Linked DNA regions of Homo sapiens: region 2 is linked to region 1. Evidence: chromatin loops called from intact Hi-C (ENCODE). Cell type or tissue: PC-3. All regions are shown on one strand. Links, peaks and the distances in the headings refer to the core of each region. The heading gives the core; the rest is flanking DNA.

Region 1 (9,760 bases), core at 1,248-9,247:
AAGGTAAATAAAGAAAATCTACCAATCAATTAATGTTTTCAAGTGAGATAAAATGTGTTTATCTATTATAAATATAGATCATAGTTGCTCCTTGAATGTAGATCAATTCATAAGAAGAATACAGTGTGATAAGAAGGATTTAAAATGTAGATTCCTGCAGAATGTTGATATGAAAATGCATAGCAAAGAGGAATTCACAGAGCAGACTGAGAAATGGCCAGAGGTGTATAATGTAAATGGAAAATGAAAATTATCCCAGAAACCACGGGAGAAAAATATGTTTGAAGAAGGAAACACTGGTCAGTAGTGACAAATGTTGCCATGAAATAAAGAAAACTGAAGTCTAAAAGATGCTCATTGGATTATCATACTAAAAATTTAATTAAAATATTTTCAGTGACCTGGTAAGGTAAAAATTTAGCTTAAAATAAATAAATCATTGATGGAACAGGATATACCAAATTCAGTACTTATAGTGTAAGCTACTATTTCCCAAAATGTTAGGGGAAAAATGATAGGGCATGTAGAAGAGATTTAAAACCAAAATAACATATTTTGTGAATGGAAGCATTTTCAACATATTTCTATGCAGAGAGAAAGAAACAAATGTAGAGGAAGATACTAGAGAATATTTGATGAAATAAAGATACTGAGTATTTGGAAAGAGGATAAGAGCCAAATCAAAGATAAAAGAATAATTTTTTGATATAAGCCTGAATATCACTATCTCTGACTTCAATACATATTAGATAACATTATAGGTAAACATGTCTAACCTTAGAGAGTTGATAACTGATAAGCTCTCTTGTTTTTGTAAAATTTGAAGCATAGTCAAAGTCATATGAAAGAGATGGAGACAAGGTAGCATATTTGAGAGGAATAAAGATAGTAAGGAATAGATTTCCCAAAAGTGAGATAAGAAGAGTAATACTCTGGCTAGGCACAGTGGCTCACACCTGTAATCCCAGCATTTTGGGAGGCTGAGACAGGAGGATCACTTGAACCCAGAAGTTCAAGACCAGCCTGGGAAATATAGTGAGATCTCATCTCTACAAAAAACAAAACAAAAATTTAGTCAGACGTGGTGGTGCATGCATGTGGTTGAGGCTACTCAGGAGGCTGAAGTGGAAGATTGCTTGAGCCCAGGAAGTAGATGCTGCAGTGAGATATGATGACATCACTGCGCTCCAGCTTGGGTGACAGAGCAAGACTCTATGTTTCAAATCAAAACAACAACAACAAAATAAAAGTAAGACTCTGTATGTGGATTTCACCCAAGCCAGTTGTGATCCTGGGGATGGCCACATGTGGGCGAGCAGCTGTATTCAAATAACATATTATGCTTAAATTAATGTTCTTAGACTCAAGCCAATTAATACAAATTTATATTATTTTAGAAATGAAAGCATTAATCATCCATATCCACAAAGGTTTATGTCAAGTTAACAAATCAAAAATTAAATTTAGATACACTGGCACCATGCTTCATTGAATATTTATCTTAGGATTTCATTTGCAGTCAGATAACTCATTTCTAATTCAGTCAATGAATCAACTACTAAGAATTTGTTTTAAGTATCAAATATGAGCGTAAAGCTAGTCTGGAAGGCAATACAGGAAAATTTTAAGAAATTATACTGATCTTCAAGATTCTTAGACTCTAGAGCAGCGAATAATATAAAAAGTGGCAAATAAAATAGCACATTGTTGTCAAAATTCACAACTGGACAACTAATTATAAATTGGTATAGCAGTTAAATCAAGCCTGAATATTTATGCATTTATTAAGCTTTGAAGTATGAGCTAAAGTCTTCGACTTGAAGTACCTTACGTTATGATTTAGAAGAAAAAATAAATACCCTCAAATTATTTTCAGGAATAGAAGGCAATACTTATCAAATGACAAATGACAGGAATAAAATATGTATGGTACTAACTGGATAATTATGGAATCGGTAATAGTTGATAAAAATATTAAACGGGTTTAATGTTTTATGAGAAAAAACAAGATACATAAATAAAAAAGAATCAGAGATTTGAAAACAAATTTTTTAAAAAGCAAAGTATCAGCCCCAGTGGACAAACCCCTAAAATATACAGACTACATTTGGGTTAAATAGATGAATTCCCAGTTATAATGAACGAAGGCTGCATTTGCAATGACCCTTGTTCACGAGCACATATTGCATTCCTTATTACCATTTCTCCTACTGAAGAAAATGTACAGGGTGGAGTAAGTATGAAGTCACTTTCCTAGGAAGCATTAAATAATAATTAATGAGACAATGGTCAGTAAGGGGATGGAGAACATAGAGCACTATTTGGAGTGTGCCTCTTAGTAGAAGGAATTTAAAGGGGAAGACAACATGAGTGAAGGCATCATCATCAAAGACTAAGACAGAAATAGTAAACCATTTACACAACAGTAGTGCACTGGTAATATCCAAACATATGATACAATTTGGAGGAGTGAAAAGTAAGACTGATTAGGTAAGAGTAGAATACACAATGGGAGGCTTTGCAAGTCAGTGAGAATAAATTTGGTTTAAAGCAATGAAAATTAGGAAGCCATTAGAACATTTTGGAGTAAGAAAGTGGTAAAAATAGTATTGTCAGATAATCTACCAAGATCTAGGGTAGAAGAATATTTAAAAATAATTAACCCAGCCTGTAGGAAGACTAAACTATTGCTCAGGATAGATTGGATTCGGATAGAGCTGCAAAGAGAGAAAACAGCAAAGAAGACCATAGAGTGTAACAGTATCTTCTCTCCTGTTTTTATGCTTTGGGAGTGGAACTATGTCAAAACATTGCAAAATTTCTATTTGTGATAGAATATCAGCATATGTTTCTAGCAAACTTTCAGGGCATTGTAACAAAATTTTAAAAATATACACATAAATTTCATGGTGCCTTTAGACAAATATAAAGTCATTAGACTTTAGACTTTAGTCTTTAGACTATAGACTCTAAAATCTTTCGACTTAATATTAGTCTAAAGGCACCATGGAATTTATGTGGATTCGAGTTTTACAAATAAATAGAACCAATAGAGTATATAGAGAGATATATATGAGGAGGTTTATTATGAGAATTGGCTGATACAATTATGGAGGCCAAGAAGCCCCACAATAGTTAGATATGCCATCTGCAAGAAGGAGAGGCAGAAAAGTTGGTAGTGTAATTTAGATGAAAGATGAATGCCTAAGAACCAGGGAAGCTGATGATATAACACCCAAGGACTAAGGCTGACAAGCTGGTGTAAGTTCCGAAGTCCAAAAATAAGGAGCATCAGATGTCCCAAGCCAGAAGAAGATGGATGTCCCAGCACAAGCAGAGAGAGCAAATTCAACTTTTCTCTGCCTTTTTGTTTTATTCAGGTTTTCAGCAGATTGGATGATGCCAACCCCACAGTGGTGACGGTGAATCTTCTTTACTCAGTCTACTGACTCAATCACCTATCTCTTCTAGAAACACTCTGAGAGACACACTCAGAAAGAATGTTTATCTGGGCATCCCTTAACCTCATCAAGTTGGAACATAAAATTGACCATCACAGTCTTGATATGTTAAAATATCACATTTATCTCAGGAAATCTGCACTAAGCTTTTATTTTTAAATGTTTTATGGGAATAATCTTAATAAAATCTGACCTGCGATGTGTGATGAGATTAAATTAGTCTCAACTTATTTAAGTGCAGGCACACGATAATATCAATATAATCTAATAACATCAAATAGTTCTTTACAAATATGTATTGCACATGCCAGAAGCCAGATACTATGTGACAATGAATTCACATATAAAATTGGCTATGAAAAGAAATGTTGTCTAAATTCATTATTCAAGTTTTCTGCTAAAACAGTGGTTAAAAAAAAACTGTAAAATTTGAATTAATCCATTATTGTTCCTATCATAAGACACAGATTTTGTTTAAATGTCCATCAAAGACAAACTTTGTCAGGTTTTCTCAAGCTCAATGTATTTTAGGATGAGGGAGGCAAATATTGGAGGTTTCAGACACATACAGGCAAATTAAAGAATTTCTACTACATATAATACATCTAAGTACAATAGTTAACTAAAGGTGTCAAAAGGCCAGGGTGGGTCTCAAGATCTAGGGAAAGACTGGGCTGGTATTCAAAAGAAAGGCATAGATTTTTAACTTGGATCTGCTACTATGAAAATTTCAATTACACTCACCCAATCTTGTTTTCCTTGTCAGTGAAATGGTTAGAAGAGTGAGGTAATAATACTAATTTAATAATACTACTGGGCAGAAGTTTTGATCTAACATTTTGGGAGCTTACTGTGAGTGAACTGAGCATTATAAATTCTTTACATGCATTATTTTCATTAATCCTTAAAACAGCTAGAAGAGGAAGTGTCACTCTCATTTCCATTTTTATATAGGGGAAGTGTAAATTTCAGATGAGAAAATTGAGTTTAGTAAATTATGCAACTTTTCCAATATACTTAGGTCATAAGTGCTGTGAAGTATTATGCATTGTTATGCCCCTCTACTGCAGAATGACAATGTATAGATAACAATGGAAAAAATAATAAGAAATGCTTTGTATACTATAAAGTATGTTATAAATATACTATAATTATTTTATTTTACTGTATTATAAATATGCTGTGAAAATTTTTGAGCCTAATGAATTTTTATGTTATCACAGTACTTTCCATTAAAAATACTGAATAAATATTTGTTAAATGAAGAAAGGAAGGAAAGAGAGGAGTATATTAACATGATGTAGCTTACTGGAGAAAGTAAGGAAAACCTATGAAGTTGAACCATATCAAAGTACCATTTTTGTAAGACAAAATGGTTGATAATATGCAAATTCATATAGCTCAAACTAATGTAAATAACACAACAAAACTTTACTCAAGTTATCTTCAACTTAACTTGAAGAAATTATTTTATTTAAGAACAAGTGCATTTTGGCTTCTGGTGTTGTATCTAATGATAAATGCTGTGGCAATTCTTTTGTTCCCTGTAATACCCCAGAACACCATGGCTTAAGACAACAATTTATTATTTCTCACAATTTTGCTTTGGACTTAGAATTCCTATATTTGCAAATTCTGCCTGACAAATGAACACTTCCTTCATTTGTTCATCACTCTTTTTCCATACCTCATAATGTATACGTCTAAAAGAAAATAAAAATAGCTGATGCTATGAACAGTCTGCCTAAAATTCCCCTAAACCAAATACACAAGTTTCTTACATACATTCTCTATTTTTATTTACCACTGATGACATTTTACCACTTTGTTTTTCCTTCTACATGACATCGTCTCCCTTTCTTTGGCCTCCAGTGGCAGTTTTCTCTCTGCCCTTCCAGCCTCCACTCACGATCTCGTTGCTATTCTGTTGTCTCCATTCCTAACCAGTCCCAACCCCAATGTTACAAGTTTTAGATTTTTGAAATGAAATGTTATACATTTTTAAATCAGCCCCTAATCCTGATTTAGGGTATTTCAGTCTTCCATGTCTATGTAATAAACCATCCAAGATTCTCACTGCTGAGAACTGCTATTTATTTTTTTCACAATTCTACAGATGGCCTGCTGGCTCCCCTGCTGGCTTCTCTTGGACTCCCTCATGTGGCTGCATTCAGTGGGAGCGTTGTTTGAGCTGGAAAATTCAAGAAGGGCTCTATGGCATGTCTGTCTTTGGTGTCTGCTGTTTGCTGGGGTGCCTTGATTTTCTTCCACATGGAGTTCAAACTATTATCATTTCCCTTTCCCACCTCCTCATTTACTTTCAAAATGTAGGCATATTCTCCTCAAATTCACCTATACTGCAAAGTACTAAATGATTTATTCTAGTAGACTTCAGAGGTGTTACACTGCCCTTCAGGGACAATTTTGAATATTTTTGGAGGTATTTGTGTCTTTTGATAGAGATGTTTTTAAGAATTTACATATAGCAATGCATATTTTAAAAATATACTTTTCTTCAAACTTACTTTGAGTTTCAGTTATACACTGTATTGATGTTATCATTTTTAAAGTATAACACATGCAATACAATTTAATAAATTAAGTGTACACTTCGATAAGTTTTATAAACTTATAGTCATGGAACCTCTAAAAAAACCATGAATGAACTTAGCCATCACCTCAAAAAGTTCACTCATGGCCTGGGCCCAGTAACTCACGCCAGTAATCCCAGCACTTTGGGACGCCAAGGCTAGAGGATTGTTTGAGCCCAGGATTCAAGACCAGCCTTAGCAACATAGCAAGCCTCCATCTTTGCAAAAAATAAAAATAATTAGCCAGTCACATTGTTGCATGTCTGTGCTCTCAGCTGTTGGGGAGGCTGTGGTAGGAGGAGTGAGACTGTCTCAAAAAAAAAAAGTGGCCTGGCACTGTGGCTCACGTCTGTAATCCCAGCACTTTGGGAGGCTGAGGCGGGAGGATCACTCGACGTCAAGAGTTCAAGACCAGCCTGGCCAAGATGGTGAAACCCAATCTCTACTAAAAAGTACAAAAATTAGCCAGGCGTGATGGTGCATGCTTGTAATGCCAGCTACTTGGGAGGCTGAGGCAGGAGAATCACCTGAACCCAGGAGGCGAAGGTAGCAGTGAGCTGAGATCGTGCCACTGCACTCCAGCCTGGGCAACAAAGAGAGACTCCGTCTCAGAAAGCAGACAAACAAACAAACAAACAAAAGTTCCCTGATCCCCCAACCTTTGGTCCCTGGCAACCATTGATCTTCTGTCTGCCACTTCAGTCTTATCAAAAGGTCTGGCATTTTCTGACCCGCATTTATTTTTTGGATGGATAACATACAGTGCATATATTGTGGTGATAAAAAAGATACCATATTAAGAAGACTCTTGAGTAGGGTAAAGCTTTGACTTTACATCAAAGGCAGTGAGGACCTATTAGTGGATCTTTAATAAGCGAGATTCTTGATACAACTTGCAATTCCAAATCTTCCAGAAGCAGTAGAGGGAAATGTGAACCTGGAGGTAAAGAGTAAGTTCAGGTGAGCAATGATGATGCCTGAAATAAGACAATAATACACACTTGTTTTGTTGTTGCTATTGCTGTTCTGTTTTGTTTTAGGCTTTTAGCAGCCTGACACCATGGGTTTTAGTTTCTTTATTTAGTGATAAGCAGAAAAGAGGGATGAGGAAGGGGCTTTACTGGTCCAACCAGAAACAGAAACTAAGAACCCATGACTGTATTCTCTCCCTTGGACACCCCAATAGGAGGAGTAGAGTAGAGGGTAGAGGGCTGAGAGAGATTGAGCAGGCTGCTCTAAGCAAAGCCTGGAGAAATGAAGGGTTATAGTCAGGATTTTGGGTTCAAAAGCAGAAAGGGTAGTAGAGCTTTAGTCACACACACACACACAAAAAAAAACAGAGAAGCAGGATTGAGGTGAAAAGAAAAAAAGAATGATGGAGTTAAACTTTGATAATATTTAATCTGAAATACTTGTGAAATATTTAGGTGAAAGTGTCTAATCGTTTCCAAGACCAAGAAAAATGTCTAGATTAAGACTACTGATTTGGAAGTCATAAAGTAGATATTGAAAGCAATATGATTTGTAGACCTATTCCACTAACAAAATGTACTTCTTCTCCTATATTTTTTCCTTGAAGCTAGAAATATTCTGCTTTTGTAATATCTGTACCCTTCTATCTCTTTCTACTTGCACTTACCTTTTTTGGGCTTTGATCATTTCCGACATATAGAACGATAATAACCTCCTCCCTTAAGTCCCCCACCTAACACAGTTTAAATACTGCTATCACAGTCATTGCCCCCGGCCCCTCTCTTTGGCTAAAAGGCTCCTCTTCTTCCAATCACTACCTGTAAAATTGCTGTCAATCTTACAAGATCCAGTTATAAAGAGCTTCTTCATTTAACCCTGTTATGATTGTATCCCTACACACACATGCAATTTCTATATTCTATTTTCTACTTGTTTCTACTCTTTCTATTTTCTGCTATTTTCTACTTTCCAGTTTCTATTTTCTACAGAAAATAAAATGTACCTATCACTTTAAGATACAGAACTGATAACTAAACAATAGAATTTTAACATTGTCATTAAAAAGTCAGATAAAATGGGAGAATAGCTCAAAATGAGAAAGATTAAACATGCAAACTATTTAATAAAAATAATACACAACTCAACATGGGATGTATAAAATGAATTGAATTTATAATATATGGTTGCATTTAAAAATCTGTATTATAAAGAAAAGAATGCTTAGTATAATTAGTAATAACTTAGTATAATCAATAATGACCAATGTCAAAAAAGTTATTGGGATCATAAAAGACACATTATTTCTTGTAACTTGAAGGTTCAGCTCAACTTTCCTTCATAGATGTTATTTAAAAAATAAAAACATGAAAATGCATTGTTAAGATAGATTATCTTTTAGAAACCATCAAGGCATAGAAAGCAAATCAAAAAATCATTTTCGATGTTTCTTAATGAAATCCCACACTAGTATTTATAGCTGAATAAAGCCTTAAATATTTTTCCTAAAACATAATGGTATATATTTTAATACATTACAGAAGACTTGTAAATTAGTGCTGTCCCACTATCCCTAGACCTTGGAGAAATTTAGGGCTGAGATAGAGAAGCCATTTACTATTCACCAAGTCACATAGATTAGTTGCTGTATCTCTTTGTGGTTTGAGTGTGCATTAGAGACCAAATCCTATTCATCCCAATTTATTTTTAAATACCCATGATGAGCCTTGGCTTTTCTTTTTACAGAGAGGATGGAAATATCAATGAAAGAGCTAAAAATCAGACACTTCTAACACTTGGCAGCTGCACCCACTTGCTGTATCAGGGGGTATTCTAGGTATCCATGTGGGGTAGCTCAGGCCCCCAGGAGGCCTATTAACAAGGCTGGTTTCATTGTGCCTGCTGCCTTGGACAAAGAAAGAATTATAAGCCTGTTATGGCTTTATCTTTTACACTTGTTTCTTTAGGTCTCATGCAGTACCATACGTATTTCCCTGTCTTCAAATTCTCTTTGTTTTTGTCTTCCTCTCAGGCTTATGACTCAGCTCCTTGCCTTGCTATTTTTTTAACAAGTTTTCAGATTGAACACCTATCCTAATCTATCATCTGACTTGCCTCCATTATCGGCTTGATCCATTTTCCTTGTCCTTATTTTTACTGCCCACACAATTAGAGAATTAACTGCTTCCCTCCTTGTATATACACAGAGTTGACTTGGAAATGTGACTTTGAAATCACGCTACTCCCACTCCCACAAAACAATATGGAAATGGAAATGGAAATTTGGGCCTGAAAATCATATTGGAATTAACCTACAAATTGACACATAGTAGATGAAATCAAGGATATAGAGTCAACTTGAAGAAACACAGAATAGCTCTCATGGGTTTGGTTAGTAAAGTGTGTGTGTGTGTGTGTGTGTGTGTGTGTGTGACTTAGAAACATTTTAGCAGTGCTCTTCTACCCAGTTTTCAGTGCCTACACGTTTTTTGTTTACACAGCCAATAAGTAGCTATAATGACATTTTTAGCTTTAATTTTGTCAAGATGCCATGGAAATTTTCTAACATAGGTAACCTATTTGGTTATAGTTCTACTCTAGTGCCTAGGGCAGTGCAGATCACCCAGCTGCTTCTACAGGAGATCATCATCTGGTGGTGAATTCCTTGTAGCTATGTGCTAGTCAATTAGGAGGTGCTGATCAAGTCTCCAAGTCTGTTTGAGAGGAGTTTGTTCCATA
Region 2 (9,760 bases), core at 1,269-9,268, 590 kb before region 1:
ATTGGTGTACCTGAAAGTGACGGGGAGAATAGAACCAAGCTGGAAAACACTCTTCAGGGTATTATCCAGGTGAACTTCCCCAACCTAGCAAGGCAGGCCAACATTCAAATTCAGGAAATACAGAGAACACCACAAAGATACTCCTCAAGAAGAACAGTTCCAAGACACATAATTGTCAGATTCACCAAAGTTGAAATGAAGGAAAAAATTAAGGGCAACCAGAGAGAAAGGTCGGGTTACCCACAGAGGGAAGCCCATCAGACTAACAGCAGATCTCTCGGCAGAAACTCTACAAGCCAGAAGAGAGGGCCAATATTCAACATTCTTAAAGAAAAGAATATTCAACCCAGAATTTGATATCCAGCCAAACTAAGCTTCATAAGTGAAGGAGGTATAAAATCCTTTACAGACAAGCAAATGCTGAGATATTTTGTCACCACCAGGCCTGCCTTACAAGAGCTCCTGAAGGAAGCACTAAACATGGAAAGGAACAACCGGTACCAGCCACTGCAAAAACATGCTAAATTGTAAAGACCATCGAGGCTAGAAAGAAACTGCATCAACTAACAAGCAAAATAACCAGCTAACATCATAATGACAGGATCAAATTCACACATAACAATATTAACCTTAAATGCAAATGGGCTAAATGCTCCAATTAAAAGACACAGACTGGCAAATTGGATAAAGAGTCAAGACTCATCAGCATGCTGTATTCAGGAGACCCATCTCACGTGCAGAGACACACATAGGCTCAAAATAAAGGGATGGAGGAAGATCTGCCAAGCAAATGGAAAACAAAAAAAGGCAGGGGTTGCAATCCTAGTCTCTGATAAAACAGACTTGAAACCAAACAAAGATAAAAAGACACAAAGAAGGCCATTACATAATGGTAAAGGGATCAATTCAACAAGAAGAGATAACTGTCCTAAATATATATGCACCCAATACAGAAGCACCCAGACTCATAAAGCAAGTCCTTAGAGACCTACAAAGAGACTTAGACTCCCACACAATAATAATGGGAGATTTTAACACCCCACTGTCAACATTAGACACATCAACGGGACAGAAAGTTAACAAGGATATCCAGGACTTGAACTCAGCTCTGCACCAAGCAGACCTAATAGACATCTACAGAACTCTCCACCCCAAATCAATAGAATATACATTCTTCTCAGCACAACGTCGCACTTATTCCAAAATTGACAACATAGTTGGAAGTAAAGCACTCCTCAGCAAATGTAAAAGAACAGAAATTATAGCAAACTGTCTCTCAGACCACAGTGCAATCAAACTAGGACTCAGGATTAAGAAACTCACTCAAAACCACTCAACCACATGGATACTGAGCAACCTGCTCCTGGATGACTACTGGGTATATAACAAAATGAAGGCAGAAATAAAGATGTTCTTTGAAACCAATGAGAACAAAGACACAACATACCAGAATCTCTGGGACACATTTAAAGCAGTGTGTAGAGGGAAATTTATAGCACTAAATGCCCACAAGAGAAAGCAGGAAAGATCTAAAATTGACACCCTAACATCACAATTAAAAGAACTAGAGAAGCAAGAGCAAACACATTCAAAATCTAGCAGAAGGCAAGAATAACTAAGATCAGAGCAGAACTGAAGGAAACAGAGACACAAAAAACCCTTCAAAAATTCAATGAATCCAGGAGCTGGTTTTTTGAAAAGATCAACAAAATTGATAGACCGCTAGAAAGACTAATAAAGAAGAAAAGAGAGAATAATCAAATAGATGCAATAAAAAATGATAAAGGGGATCTCACCACTTATCCCACAGAAGTACAAACTACCATCAGAGAATACTATAAACACCTCTACACAAATAAACTAGACAATCTAGAAGAAATGAATAAATTGCTGGACACATACACCCTCCCAAGACTAAACCAGGAAGAAGTTGAATCCCTGAATAGACCAATAACAGTCTCTGAAATTGAGGCAATAATTAATAGCATACCAACCAAAAAAAGTCCAGGACCAGAAGGATTCACAGCCAAATTCTCCCAGAGGCACAAAGAGGAGCCAGTTCCATTCCTTCTGAAACTATTCCAATCAATGGAAAAAGACGAAATCCTCCCTAACTCATTTTATGAGGCCAGCATCATCCTGATACCAAAGCCTGGCAGAGACACAACAAAAAAAGAGAATTTTAGACCAATATCCCTGATGAACATTGATGCCAAAATCCTCAGTAAAATACTGGCAAACTGAATCCAGCGGCACATCAAAAAGCTTATCCACCATGATCAAGTAGGCTTCATCCCTGGGATGAAACGCTGGTTCAACATATGCAAATCAATAAACGTAATCCATCACACAAACAGAACCAATGGCAAAAACTACATGATTGTCTCAATAGATGCAGAAAAGGCCTTTGACAAAATTCAACAGCACTTCATGCTAAAAACTCTCAATAAACTAGGTATTGATGGGCCATATCTCAAAATAATAAGAGCTATTTATGACAAACCCTCAGCCAATATCATACTGAATGGGCAACAACTGGAAGCATTCCCTTTGAAAACTGGCGCAAGACAGGGATGCCTTCTCTCACCACTCCTATTCAACATAGTGTTGGAAGTTCTGGCCAGGGCAATCAGGCAGGAGAAGAAAATAAAGGGTATTCAATTAGGAAAAGAGGAAGTCAAATTGTCCCTGTTTGCAGATGACATGATTGTATAGTTAGAAAACCCCATCGTCTCAACCCAAAATCTCCTTAAGCTGATAGGCAACTTCAGCAATGTCTCAGGATACAAATTCAATGTGCAAAAATCACAAGCATTCCTATACGCCAATAACAGACAAACAGAGAGCCAAATCATGAGTGAACTCCCATTCACAATTGCTTCAAAGAGAATAAAATACCTAGAAGTCCAACTTACAAGGGATGTGAAGGACCTCTTCAAGGAGATCTACAAACCACTGCTCAATGAAATAAAAGAGGACACAAACAAATGGAAGAACATTCCATGCTCATGGATAGGAAGAATCAATATTGTGAAAATGGTCATACTGCCCAAGATAATTTATAGATTCAATGCCATCTGCATCAAGATACCAATGACTTCCTTCACAGAATTGGAAAAAAAATACTTTAAAGCTCATATGGAATCAAAAAAGAGCCCACATTGCCATGAAAATCCTAAGCCAAAAGAACAAAGCTGGAGGCATCATGCTACCTGACTTCAAACTATGCTACAAGGCTACAGTAACCAAACAGCATGGTACTGGTACCAAAACAGAGATATAGACCAATGGAACAGAACAGAGCCCTCAGAAATACTACCACACATCTACAACCATCTGATCTTTGACAATTCTGACAAAAACAAGAAATGGGGAAATGATTCCCTATTTAATAAATGGTGCTGGGAAAACTGGCTAGTTATATGTAGAAAGCTGAAACTGGATCCCTTCCTTACACCTTATACAAAAATTAAGTCAAGATGGATTAAAGACTTAAATGTTAGACCTAAAACCGTAAAAACTCTAGAAGAAAACCTAGGCAATACCATTCAGGACATAGGCACGGGCAAGGACTTCATGACTAAAACAACAAAAGCAGTGGCAACAAAAGCCAAAATAGATGAATGGGATCTAATTAAACTAAAGAGCTTCTGCACAGCAAAAGAAACTACCATCAGAGTGAGCAGGCAACCTACAGAATGGGAGAAAATTTTTGCAATCTACCCATCTGACAAAGGTCTAATATCCAGAATCTACAAAGAACTTAAACAAATTTACAAGAAAAAATCAAACAGCCCCATCAAAAAGTGGGCGAAGGATATGAACAGACATTTCTCAAAAGAAGACATTTATGCAGCCAACAGACACATGAAAAAATATTCATCATCACTGACGATCAGAGAAATGCAAATCAAAACCACAGTGAGATACCATCTCACACCAGTTAGAATGGCGATCATTAAAAAGTCAGGAAACAACAGGTGCTGGAGAGGATGTGGAGAAATAGGAACACTTTTACACTGGTGGTGGGACTGTAAACTAGTTCAACCATTGTGGAAGACAGTGTGGTGATTCCTCAAGGATCTAGAACTAGAAATACCATTTGACCCAGCCATCCCATTACTGGGTATATACCCAAAGGAGTATAAATCATGCTGCTATAAAGACACATGCACACATATGTTTATTGTGGCACTATTCACAATAGCAAAGACTTGGAACCAACCCAAATGTCCATCAATGATAGACTGGATTAAGAAAATGTGGCACATATACACCATGGAATACTATGCAGCCATAAAAAAGGATGAGTTCGTGACCTTTGTAGGGACATGGATGAAGCTTGCAACTATCATTCTGAGCAAACTAACACAAGGACAGAAAACCAAACACTGCATGTTCTTACTCATAGGTGGGAATTGAACAATGAGAATACTTGGACACAGGGTGGGGAACATCACACACCGGGGCCTGTCATGGGGTGGGTGGAGGGGGGAGGGATAGCATTAGGAGATATACCTAATGTAAATGATGAGTTAATGGGTGCAGCACACCAACTTGGCACATGTATACATATGTAACAAACCTGCACATTGTGCACATGTATCCTAGAACTTAAAGTATAATAAAAGAAAAAACACTAAAAAAAAAAGAGGTGAGTATATAAAAATTTCTATGGAAAATACATACTGTTGCAGTTCAGTTCCCCTAGTCATCTTGATGTATGAATGTCCTAAATTAGAAATAGAATAAAAAATATAACTCTAAGAAGATTAAAATGTATCTGACTTACCTCAAGGCATTCTCATCAGGGAGCAGATTCTTCATCAACTGTTCACCTAGTATTCCTATACACCACGCCTAGTGGGAAACTGTTGTATTTTGTAAAAGGAGACTTGCTATAAAGAAATAACTATTGTTATATTCTAGCCTGTATATATGAAAAAGGAAATTCAGGAACAAAAATCAATTCATTAGAATGTTTTTAAACTCTTAAAATTACCCTTTCCCCAAATGTCATGCTTTTGGGTCAGCATTTTTTTGGTACTGCTCAAGACTGATTAATTATGTAACCACTCTGTTCTGTGGATTTCTTTTAATGTGTTTAATCACGTTCTCTTAGCCTGAGGCAGGTGTGCCAAAGCCACAATTTAAAAAACTGGATGATAAATAAAACTAATCAGTCAAAGGGGAAAGATCAGAAAGACTGAAAATTCGCCAAGCAACTGCAACTCAGCTTCAACAGAAATCAAGGGGCCATGTTCATTCAATTAGGAAAGATAGGAAACAGCAATAATTCAGCTATTGACCAAAAGAGCCATGAGGGCTTACAGAATGTAGGCAATCAAGTACTTACAGAATGACAGTAGGTTAATGTGTTTGCTTTGTTAAAGCATTAAGGAAAATAGTTAATGAGCTTTCTGAACCTACTGCAATCATTTGTAGACAGAAAGAAAACAGGGAAAATTAAAAAAAAATTGGAAAATTAACTGGAATATTTATAGAGAAAGAAAGACGGGAAGAAGTATGAAGTGGAAGGGAGAGAAGCAAAAGAAATGAAGAAAGGGAAAGGAGGAGAAGCAAGAAGAGGAGGAATAAAAGAAAGAAAAAGGAAAGAGAAGAAAGAAGATGCTTCAGTAAATTCAACCCTATTGAGTGTTGCTTTTTGTTTCTTTTAATCTTAAGCAGGAGGTACATGGAAGTAATCAGACCTTAGTAATTTAAAGGATATACTTCAAAAAATGCATGTGGGGGTGCTGTTCTTCCTTTTTTTCTTTTGTATTGCATTGTAATAAAGTGGACTAAGGCATTTCCTTGATATCTAGGTAAACTAATATTACAATGAATTGGATTTTCTTTTTGATTGTGCAATGCATTCAGTTATAATGGTACTTGAAGAAACCTTAGAAATAATCTCTTTATGTTATAGCTATCTATCTCATATTCATTTTATAAACAATGAAATAGGTGAGGGATTTTTTTTTTTTTTTTTTTTGAGGCGGAGCCTCGCTCTGTCGCCCGGTCTGGAGTGCAATGGTGCCATCTCGGCTCACTGCAAGCTCCGCCTCCCGGGTTCATGCCATTCTCCTGTCTCAGCCTCCTAAGTAGCTGGGACTACAGGTGCCCGCCATCACGCCCGGCTAATTTTTTTGTATTTTTAGTAGAGACGGGGTTTCACCGTGTTAGCCAGGATGGTCTCGATCTCCTGACCTCGTGGTCCGCTCACCTCGGCCTCCCAAAGTGCTGGGATTACAGGCGTAAGCCACCGCGCCTGACCTAGAATCTCATGTTCTTTATTTCATTCTAGGTCTCATGTTCTTTACTTCATTGCTACTGAAATGAAGCCCTATGACCTCTCGGTGACTTTAGTGCTGAGATGACAGGGGTGGGAGGTAGGAGAGGAGTGGGTGGTATTAGCATACCCTGCTAGGATGGTTGCTACATACATCAAGAGCTAAGGAATGATTTTAATTGAAAGATGTGGGGAAACACAGACTAGAGCACAGTATTAATAATAGTGATGATTTAATGATTCTGGATTCTTAAGAAGAACTAATCAGAACAGACACTTCAGCCTCAAAATGAGAAGCTAACATGAGGCTATAGAAAAGCTGCTGGACCCCAAATTATAAGACCTGTTATAGTCTAGACATTAATCTCTTTGGGTCCATTTCTTCATCTATCAAGTTTGGGATGAAATGAGCCTCGTGGTTCCTTCCAAATCAGAATCTCTGATCTTATTCTTCTTTGTTTTACCTTTCCCTTCACAGTTGCTATCCAAATTACTCTTCTCAGTACCAACTGACAAATTATATTATGCTACAGAAGGCAGTTTTGTTTCATTTTGATTGATTTTAAGAGGGTGCTTCTCCAATTTTGCTTAAGCAATCTGCATCAGTGAGAATGAGATCAGCTCCTTCAGGAGTTACCTGCTAATTGCAAACCTAGAAAAAAGTACATGTGTACCAAAATGGTACAATATATTGTTTATGATTTGAGAATTGATTTGACATGGTTTACTGAGACTGCTGTGGTATCTCTCTCACAAATGGCAGTGATCTGTTTTGTGAAATTAGATCCCTTTTGTGCAATTACAGAGATAGAAAAAAAAATCTGGATGAAGCACACACACACAAACCTGGATATGGGAAGGAAAGAAATGAAGGGGGGAGATAAAAAAAAGTATAGATGTGATGTGAGAGTCTCTACTGTTAAATGTACTCCTTACAATAATTACTATATTCTTATTCATATGTCAAATAGTTCCATATTATTCAAAAGGAATTTTGCCTGAATTTAAAACTTAGCATAAACAATTATTTCTGTTCTGGAGTAAATAATTAGCTTGGTTGTTATCAATCCTTAGAAAAGAGGGAGGAGATTAATTATTTCTCTTGTGTGCTAAACAACCTGAACTATAGAACTTCAAAGCCAGAGATGAAATGAGAGGCCATGAAAGTGAACAAGATGTATTTGACAACTATAGGAATGTGCCAAATTCCCCATTAGGCAAAGTGCAGCTGAAGGAAAAAAACAGAGCTGGATGCAGACATCCTGATGTTCACGAGTTGAGCTGAAAGCCAGGGAAAAACACAGAAGAAAAGGGGAGAGAAGACAAAAAAAAAAATCAAGTAGCTGTAGATTCTAGGATAGTAAAGTGCTGGCGTCAAAATCTATAAAGGCATGTATAAGGCAGAACTGAAAGCAGATGTGGAAAAAGGCACAAGACTGTATGGATGATATTTGCAAAAGTAGTCATTTCAGTCTGACTCATGCTGAATTTATGCTTGTTGTTGCATAATATGAAAGAATACTAAAGTCACAGGATAAAAACTGTGAGGTTGTTTGTGTGTGTGTGTGTGTGTGTTCCCTAGCAAAATCAATGAAATTCCATATTTTCCCTTTTGATTACTAATGTCTGAATGTTATTAATAGCAAATCAATAACTCCTAGTAATAATTATTAAACATTGATTTTTTTCATGCTTTCATCTGTTCCACAGTTTCTCATCTGCAGCACTATTGACTTTGGGGGCTGGATAATTCTTTGTTGTGGGGGGCTTCCTTGAACATTGTAGAGTGTTTAACAACATTTCCAGTCTCCACCCACTCTGATGCCAGTGGCCATCCCTTTACCTGGTTGCCCATTTTCCTGCTACTGTGAGTGTTGGCTGCTAACATCTCACAGCTGCTCCTTCTTCTGGATAATGTTGTCAGCCAAGCAGGAGTCACTATGTATGAGTGGTTATGCACCACCACCCCTGCATGCTCTGACAACCAATCGCTAATAACTGACTGAGAGAAGGATATAAAGCTCAGGCTCCTTGCTTCAAGATGGAACCAACTCTGCTGTACAATTTCACAACCCGCTCTGAGGTCAGGTAAAGCTAGTCTCAGACTTAGATTAATAATTTTCTTATTAGTTCCAGGCCCTACCTCCCCATGCTTTTTTCTTCCCTCCCCTTCTGAGAACAGACCTTCAGTAAAGCACATGAGTAAATTTCTCTCAGGCTCTCTTTGTGGGTACCTACTCAAGAGACAAATAGTAGCATCATTGTGTCCTTTACTGTCACTTTATAGGTGGAGAAAAGGTGACAGGAGTATTTGCTGATTTGGTGAATACTCTTATTGACACATTTATATATATTCTCTATCCTCCCAACAGTGCTACAAGTAAACTTATGATATTTTGTTGACAAGAAAAGAAAGGCTAATAAATGAACATAACTTGCCAAATGTCACATGGTTAGTAACTGATGGAGCGAAAATGTGAATTTGGGCTTTATTTTCAGAGCTCTTTGTGTCATTCCATGCTAACATATATTTATTCTCATTTTGCCTGCTCTGAAACAACACCGCAGAGATGAATAAGCAAGGTCTTTGTTCTCTAGAAATGCAGCCAGAAAGAAAAGACAAGCAAAAAATAATAATAAATTACAGGAAGTTTTATTTCATAAATAGAGTTTGTTTCCACCTGCTTCTGAAAAATTACAACAGTTTCAGAAATCAAGAAAAATATAAAAATTTGAAACTCAAAATAGAAACAAGCTCTAAAGAATTTTCAAAAGTATAAAGACTTTTGGGATTAATTAGTTACTCTAGATGAGTAAACTTAACTAGAAATTAATAAGTAATTATAGTTTAGAGTTGTCATTACTTGTTGATAGACAGCATAGACATTTCTTAAGACAGAACATTTTTTCAGGCTTCAAATTTAAAGAGAAACTTATTGTGTATGGTAATTATTTGAATAACAAATGGTAACATGAATAACAAATGGTAACAAATGGTAACAATGTCCTAACCTAGGGGTCTGTAAAAGACAGAAATGTTCAAATAGACATTTCTTCATTGACCCTCAATAAAACCTGAAGTTACATTAAATTTCAACTTAGTGAAGGCTCTTTAGCACGGATTTGTGGTAATAATATGACCTGGAAATGTTACTTTCTGATGATCTAGCTAATCACAAAAAAAAACACTGACAACCATAGGGGAATAAGTGCATTAAGTTGTCTCTTTGCAATATTTGATGTCTTAAGGAAGCTTTGGTCAAGCCCTGGGTCACAGGCAATTCGTGGTTGAGTTTTCTAGCAACATTCAGTGTTTTTTAAAAAGTGATCTATACTCTTTCTATGTATATATTCATACATTGTGTAGACATTGAGCACCTACTATGTTGGGGGGGGTGTGCATGCATGCGCTTACGTGGTATTTCTTTCTTTCTTTTTTTTTTTTTTTTTTTGAGATGGAGTCTCGCT

What was found. A loop is a pair of places that touch in the nucleus more often than their neighbours do. Peaks named below come from ENCODE experiments on the same cell type or tissue, not always from the same donor. Only the 100,000 strongest peaks of a DNase experiment are listed, where the experiment ranks them.
Region 2: a loop joins it to region 1, with 4 times the contacts of the local background. A loop is called at or near these places in 3 of 110 quality-filtered maps.

Annotation. Positions count from the first base shown.
Region 1 is chr10:65,354,616-65,364,375 of GRCh38, reverse strand. No RefSeq gene overlaps it. Among named protein-coding and RNA genes, the nearest start is that of LINC01515, 210 kb to the left of the region's middle. In PC-3, for the core only: CTCF peaks have their summits at 1,362 and 5,618; a DNase peak (open chromatin) is centred at 5,615.
Region 2 is chr10:65,948,265-65,958,024 of GRCh38, reverse strand. All of the region lies in intron 17 of CTNNA3 (catenin alpha 3), which reads left to right. Among named protein-coding and RNA genes, the nearest start is that of CTNNA3-AS1, 130 kb to the left of the region's middle. In PC-3, for the core only: a CTCF peak has its summit at 5,753; a DNase peak (open chromatin) is centred at 7,744.